2 separate regions of the Homo sapiens genome follow, and region 2 is linked to region 1. Evidence: chromatin contacts called from ENCODE Hi-C or POLR2A ChIA-PET data. All regions are on one chromosome and are shown on one strand. The core of a region is the stretch at or near the end of the contact, and the rest is flanking DNA. Distances in the headings are between cores, read along the strand shown. Region 1 holds the start of GATD1 (glutamine amidotransferase class 1 domain containing 1). Region 2 holds the start of LINC02688 (long intergenic non-protein coding RNA 2688).

Region 1 (3,430 bases), core at 207-2,706:
GGAGTGCAGTGGTGCGATCTCGGCTCACTGCAACCTCCACCTTCCAGGCTCAAGCAATTCTCCTGCCTCAGCCTCCCGAGTAGCTGGGACTACAGGAGGGTGCCACCACGCCCAGCTAATTTTTGTACTTTTAGTAGAGACGGAGTTTCACTGTTTTAGCCAGAATGGTCTCGATCTCTTGACCTCGTGATCCGCCCGCCTCAGCCTCCCAAAGTGCTGGGATTACAGGCGTGAGCCACTGCGCCCAGACTCTTCATTCTTATATAAGTTAATACATATTCACTGTAAAATGTCCACTTATCGAGGAAAAACAAAGTGCCCAGTAGACTGCCGCAGGCTCTGTTCCCCCAGCTGCCCGCCCTTCCGGCCTCCTGAAGTGCTGCCCCCAGCCTGCTGGCGCTAAGACCCCACGTCCTCAACATGCCGGACCTCCTCACGCCTACCTGCTCTGGAAACAAGCCCCAACCCACCCCCCCAGGACTGAACCCCACTCGAGGCTCCTCCCACCCGCAGTCTGGGGGCATCACTCAGGACCCCTGGAGCTCAGCACATCGTGACGCCACAACCCCACAGCCCCATCTCCCCGTCCACACTTGAGGAGCTACAGACTTCAAGAGGCAGACCCCTGGGTCGCAACCCCGGCCCCCACCTCTCCGTGGTGCGGTGACCTTGGGCTGCTCACTTCCCTCTCCAAAAGGCTCAGAACAAGGCCAGGCACCCTCGTGCTCCGCTGCTCATCCCTCCCCTGCTGCCCTGAGACCCTGCAGGCTCAGCGCCAGGGGACGCACCCCGCTGCGCTCCGACCCGCGTGAGCCCCAGGCCAGTACTGCCCTGGTACCCTTGCCCCAGGACGGGGGCCGCGGGGCGCCTTCTCCAGGAGGGGGCTCCGGGTCTCCTCAGAAGCCGGTGGCTCAGAAGGTCAGGGTCCCCGCGGCCGCCCGACCTCAGAGCTGGGTCAACTCCCGGAATGGCCCCTCCCCACACCCGGGCTCCCCTCTCGCAGCGCAGCGGCCTCAGAGACCAGGCCCAGGCACGCGGCTCCCTCCGCTAGAAACGTCGGGCCCGGGCCGCCTCGCCGGGCAGACGAGACTCGGAGGAGCGACGCGGCGCCGGGATCCATCACGACCCCCCGACCCCGCCCCGAGCTCCATCCCACCAACCCGCGACCCCACCCCCGCCCCCGTCCCCGCCCCGAGCTCCATCCCGACACCGACCCCGCTCCGCCCTCCCCCGGCCCCTGCCCGGCGCCCCCAGCGGCCTCGGCCTCCGGCGCCACGTGACGCGCGCCCACCGTGTCCCGAACCTCCCGCCCCGGGCAGCCCCCTCGCGGACGCTCTTCGGACACTGGCCCCGGCCGCCGGGCCTCACCTTCGGCGGCGCCGCTGGCCACGAGCAGACAGGCGGGCCTGTTAGGGAGCCGCTCGGACGCCATGGCTCGGGCTCGGCGCTGGGTCTGCGCGTGCGCGGCGTCTGGGCGCGCCCGGGAGTTCGCGGGTCACGTGCCCTGGCGGCCGGGGGCGGAGCCGGGTGGGACTGGGCGCCTGCGCGTTCGTACCCGGTCCGGGTCGGCTGGGCTGCCCGCCGCTCCGCGCGCCCGGGCGGTCGCAGGTCGCGCCTGCTTTGGCCCCGGCGGGTTCGGCATCCGAGCCTGGCAGGGGCCAATAGGTAGGGTCGCGAGGGTCCTCCCCGGCCGCATGCGCAGTCTGAGCGCGCGCGGGGTAGGGCTCTTGGCCTGGGGTGGGGGCGCGGGCATCAGCAGAGCCAGGCGGCGGTGTCGGGGCGCGAAGGTGCCCGTGGTGTTCCGGTGGCCACACCCGAGGAGCAGGGGAGACCGGGGGGCTGCGGGGTCAGAAGCTCCGGGTGTCCCCGGAGACTAGGAGGGGGACGGCGGGGTCCAGGAGGCGGGGTGGGCTCCGCCGGCCCAGGACGGGGGCGTCGCGGGGAGGCCTGCAGGGTTGTGGGGCGTCGGGCTGAGCTCCTGGGAGGACGGAGTGTCACTTCCTGAGATGGGGACACCTCGGGCGTGCTGGCTTTGGTGAGGAGAATTGAAGCAGTTTTTCTTTTTTTTTTTTTTTTTTTGAGACAGGGCCTCTGGAGTGCAGTGGCGTGATCTCGGCTCACTACAGCGTCTGCCTACCGTGTTCAAGCGATCCTCCCACCTCAGCCTGTTGAGCAACCGGGACCCCAGGTGCACACTCCACCACGCCCAGCTAATTTTTTTGTGTTTTGGGTAGAGAGGGGGTCTCACTGTGTTGTCCAAGCTGGTCTCGAACTCCTGATCTAAAGCGATCTGCCTGCCTTGGCCTCCCAAAGTGCGAGGACTACAGGCGTGAGCCACCGCGCCTGGCCTGAAGCAGTTTTTCCTTAGACTGTAGTTGGAGGGGGTGAGACCACGTGGAGTGGTTGGCAGACAGGCAGGCACCCTTTGAGGCCAAAAGGGCGCTTGAGACAGAGCCAGCAGGCGAGCGGGCCGCCCAGGTCCCTGGCCCCCTGCTGCCAGTATGAAGGTCCCACCAAGCCTCTGCTCCAACCAGGGGAACCGTCATGGTTGGGAACAGCCAAGGTGAGGAATTCTGTGGGTCACACCCCCTGAAAACCACTGGCCTCCGCCGGGCGCGGTGGCTCACGCTTGTTATCCCAACACTTTGGGAGGCCCAGGCGGGTGGATCACGAGGTCAGGAGTTCAAGACCAGCCTGGCCAAGATGGTGAAACCCCGTCTCTACTAAGAAAAATACAAAAATTAGCAGTGGCAGCACCTGTCATCCAAGCTACTTGGGAGGCTGAGGCGGGAGAATCACGTGAACCCAGCGGGGGCAGAGGTTGCAATGAACCAAGATTGCGCCACTGCACTCCAGCCTGGGCGACAGATTGAGACTCCTTCTCAAAAAAAAAAAAAAGCCACTGGCCTCTGGCTCCCCCTGGCCCAGCCTGGAGAAGGGTCCCTGACCCCCGTCAGACAAGCAGTGCACCCTGCCTCACCTGACACAGAGCCCTCCCACCACAGGGGAAGTGGGAGCTGGGAGCTCCTGGTACAGGCAAGGCCGAGAGTTGGGTTAGGGAGCAGAGGACGGAGCTGAGTGAGTGTCCAGTGTTAGGTGGGTGGGGGTGTTAGTGGATGGAGGTGTCTGAAGCCTCGCAGGCCTGCGGTCACACCACAGGCTGGGCCTAGCCGCTTGGAGAGCTTTCTGGATCTGCACAGGATCTTGTCCCCCACAGACACACACTGTGGGCCTCAAACCCGGGAGCAGGAGGGGCAGGTTGGAGCAGGTCTACCTGCTTGCCCAGCCCCACCTGCACTGGCCCCAAGGTGTCCCTGATGGAGCTGAGCTGGACCAGCCACAGGTGCAGGGCTGAGTCTGCAGCAGCCCCCTCCCCATTCCTCTTCCCCTCCCCCAAGTTAGAACAGCAGTATGGAGGAGGAAGCTGGAA
Region 2 (3,465 bases), core at 922-3,421, 270 kb after region 1:
TCTGTGAGCTCCGCTGCTCTTCCTTCCAATCCTTCGGGTCGTTGCTCGCCAGCCTTAGTCTCCTCCCAGGCACGTGCTGAGCGGGTTCCCTGCCAAACGCTCAAGACGGACCTTCTGCAGGTCTCCAGGCTTTGCTCTGGGCAGCTCTCTCCCTGCCAGTGTCCTGTGCACTCCAGCTGCCGTGGTCTCCCCGGCCTCTCATCTGAGCTCTTCCTGAGTTCTCCTTCCTGGCCCCTTGTCCTGGAAACCCTCAGGCGGTGACCTGGGCAGTTTAGGGCTGTTTCCTGTCTGCCATGGACTGAACGTTTGTGTCTTCCCCACCCTCCGGTTCCTGTGTTGAAATCCTGGTGCCCAAGGTGACGATATTAGGAGGTGGGGACTTGGGGAGGTGGCAGAGCCCTCAAGAATGGGGTTAGTGTCCTTACAGGAGAGATCCCAGAGCCGGGCGCGGTGGCTCACGCCTGTAATCCCAGCACTTTGGGAGGCCGAGGCAGGTGGATCACCTGAGTTCAGGAGTTCGAGATGAGCCTGGCCAGCATGGAGAAACCCTGTCTCTACTAAAAATATGAAAATTAGCTGGGCATGGTGGTGGGCGCCTGTAATCTCGGCTACTCGGGAGGCTGAGGCGGAGAATCACTCGAACCTGGGAAGTGAGCTTGCAGTGAACCGAGATTGTGCTACTGCACTCCAGCCTGGGTGACAGAGTGAGACCCTGTCTCGAAAAAAAAAAAAAAGAGACCTCAGAGAGCTCTCCCACCCCTTCTACCAGAGGCGAAGGGGACCCAGTGGGAAGGTGCCGTCCGTGAACCAGGGAGTGGCCTCACCAGACATCGAATCTGCCAGAGTGTGGATCTTGAACGTCCCGTCCTCTGCAGCCGTGGAGATGCGTGTCTGTTGCTTTTATGCCGCTCAGGCCATGGCGTTTCCGGATAGCAGCCAGGTTGGAGGGACCCGCTGTCTCTCTGGGACCACTCTCTTCGTCGCCTGATGTCCACCGTCTTGACAGATGTTGTTTCCCATATTTCCTGGAGTTTTTTAGTTGCTAAATCCTGGCCTCTGCTACTCTCTTTGCTAAAAATGCTAGTCCTTGATGAAATGGAATCTTGATACTTTAATACAGAGTGGAACATAGTCACTAAATAAAACCTGGAAAAATGTAGAAGAGTAGCAGGAAGAGAACACACCCCAGCCCCGCGGTCCACCCACCCGCAGTCCCTATCGCCACCTCCTGGCTCTGGTTTCCCTGCTCGTGGGGCTGGGCAGCATTGCTGCAACTCTTGATTCGCTTTCCTGGGGCCACCATAACCAAGCAGCACAACCCGGGAGATGGCTCAGAGTCTCTCTGCGTCCTGGGAGCCTGAGATCCAGGAGTGGGTGGGTTGGAGAATGGTTCTCCCTGGGTCACTCTGGAGGACCTCTTAAGGTGGACTTCTTAAGGGACCCCCGGCTCCCACCTTGCCAAAGAGCCTCCGAGCCACACCTGCCTCCCGCAGGCCTCCAGTTGGTGCCCACATGCAGCCCCCGCCGTGGGGTCACCCTGGGGTAAGGGTCTCTCCTCCCCTGCTAACCTTCTGCTGGGTCTTGGCATCCCTGGGATGAACCCTCCTGGCCTGGACCTTGCCGGCCCACATCAACCCCCAGCCCTCTGCTCCTTGGCCTCACCCACAGCCTGCAGAATGTAGGTGAGTTTCCTGATGATAATATAATAATAGCAATGATGATGATGATGATGATGATGGCAATAACAATGATGACAGTCAACACTGCCGCGTGCCGGGCTCTGGCCCTTTGCATGTCTGGGCCGGCTGTACAAGGCACTGCTGGGGCTCCCGGGCTGGGAGCCAGGGACAGGCACCGTCACAGCAGCCAAGGGGCCCCCCTACCACCCCAGCACCTGCTGGCCCTGAACCAGCTGCTCCTTGAGAGCTTTGACAGACTCTTCCGCTTGGCAGCATTTTAATCTGCTGGTGCAAGAGCCTTGTCGCTTCCTCAAAGCCTGTGCCCATGGCCGTGGGCAGCTGCCTGTCCCTGTATAGGCAGAGCTGCGTCATGCCCTGTGGCCCCAGGTCTGGCTCTGGGGTTCTGGCTGGGCGGGGCCTGGAACCTTCTGGGAGTCACCATTGACTGGCTGCAGCCACCGGCTTCCCAGCAAGGATGTCCTCTTCTGTAGGAAAATGGGGACGTCGGGAGCATTCTCTGGACAGCAGGAGATGCATGTCGACAGGCTGGCCCTGCCTCTTCCCACCCCAGAGTGGTGAGTGGGGATTCTGGGGACTTCCCTGGCCCCCATGGGCCTCGCGTGTCCTGGTGCCCATGTGTCTCCAGTCCCAGGGTCGGCCACGGTGTGGACCCCTCCACTTTCCTCCAGGCCTGAGGTGGGGCCCGGGCGGCCTGTCAAAGAAGAGCCCAGCCCAGACCCTCCCCAGATCCCTGGGGGAAGGAGGCCACCAGGCACCCTGCCTTCCTGCTGCCTGTCAGGGTGAATCTCAGGGGACCCTGGTGCAGGAGGGGCTGGCTCTGAGCTGGACAGGCCTCTGGGGTTGCCCTGGTGGCCTTCCCTCTCTCTGGGTCAGACGTGCCCAGGCAGGGAGGGTCCAGGCCATGACAGAGCCGGGCCAGCTGGGGACAGGGCATCCCCCAGTGCAATCCTTGTAGCGAACGGGTCCTAGAGTGCAGCTGGCGGGACACTCCCGCCATCACTGGATTTACTGCAGGTGGAGACGGGTTCTGTACCCACGTAGATGAGGAAACAGGCACAGAGAGGGGGCAGCCTGCCCAAGGTCACCGGGGAGGGAGTGGAGAGGCTGGATGCCCTTGGGCCCAGACTGCAGCCTCCCCTCCCCGATGTGCTGCGGCCCCAGTGTCCTGGGCCCCATGTGGCGCCTGAGCCCACAGGTGTCACCAAAGGTCTGAGTTGCGGGGACAAAGGCGGGGACAGGCCCGAGGTGCGGGGACAAGGGCGGGGATGGGCCTGAGGTGCAGGGACAGAGGCGGGGACAGGCAACCCCTGCGGTTCGAGGGGTAGGTGGCCACACGTCAGTCCCTGGGAGGGCCAGGCAGGAGGTGGGCCCAGCGGGGCTGGGAAATGAGGGGCCAGTGCCCCCACGCTCACTGCAGGGGATGTGAGAGGGCGAGTGGTCGCTCAGCCACACCCACACCCGTGTGTACAGGACCCACGCCCGCCCGCCTTGCTGTCCCGCCCGTGCACGGCTCACACAGCTTCTCCCATTATTCAGGCGCTGCCGGGCCCTGCAGGACTCAGATCGTCCCTGTGCCACTTGGCAGGGTCACCCTCACGCCTGCCCGGTGGCCCCACCTGCCCCACCTGCCCAGCTTCTCTCCCTTCTCAGTGCTGTCTGTCCCAGAGCCTCCCATCAATGGGGCCAGAGGGCTCTGGCCCGGCTGTGGGCTGACTGTTCTCCCCAAGATGCCTGAGAGCCACCCGGGCACCGGACTTGCCAACAT

The links. Hi-C counts contacts between places; a loop is a spot of excess contacts on that map. ChIA-PET counts read pairs that join two places held with the same protein, here RNA polymerase II (POLR2A). Pooled maps may share reads with other maps.
Region 2: a pooled map shows a loop between it and region 1 (16-fold over the local background). The contact joins the promoter of LINC02688 here to the promoter of GATD1 in region 1. A Hi-C loop is called at or near these places in 1 of 168 maps with a recorded cell type or tissue (mammary epithelial cell), 1 of 37 single-sample maps with no recorded cell type and 9 of 50 pooled maps. POLR2A ChIA-PET finds 5 or more read pairs at or near these places in 3 of 52 experiments (CD4-positive, alpha-beta T cell, K562 and Panc1).

The regions. Positions count from the first base shown.
Region 1 is chr11:776,031-779,460 of GRCh38, forward strand. It overlaps GATD1 (glutamine amidotransferase class 1 domain containing 1), which reads right to left and starts at 1,457. Exons shown (of 8, transcript NM_182612.4): 1 at 1,369-1,457. The coding sequence starts at 1,432. It overlaps LOC124900301, which reads left to right and starts at 1,548. Exons shown (of 2, transcript XM_047427954.1): 1 at 1,548-1,665; 2 at 2,087-3,430. It overlaps GATD1-DT (GATD1 divergent transcript), which reads left to right and starts at 1,548. Exons shown (of 2, transcript NR_126343.1): 1 at 1,548-1,665. RefSeq lists silencers at 878-1,087, 1,098-1,807, 1,858-1,957.
Region 2 is chr11:1,047,709-1,051,173 of GRCh38, forward strand. LINC02688 (long intergenic non-protein coding RNA 2688) reads left to right here and starts at 2,172. Exons shown (of 4, transcript NR_160890.1): 1 at 2,172-2,254. LOC124902605 reads left to right here and starts at 1,984. Exons shown (of 4, transcript XM_047427955.1): 1 at 1,984-2,066; 2 at 2,171-2,254.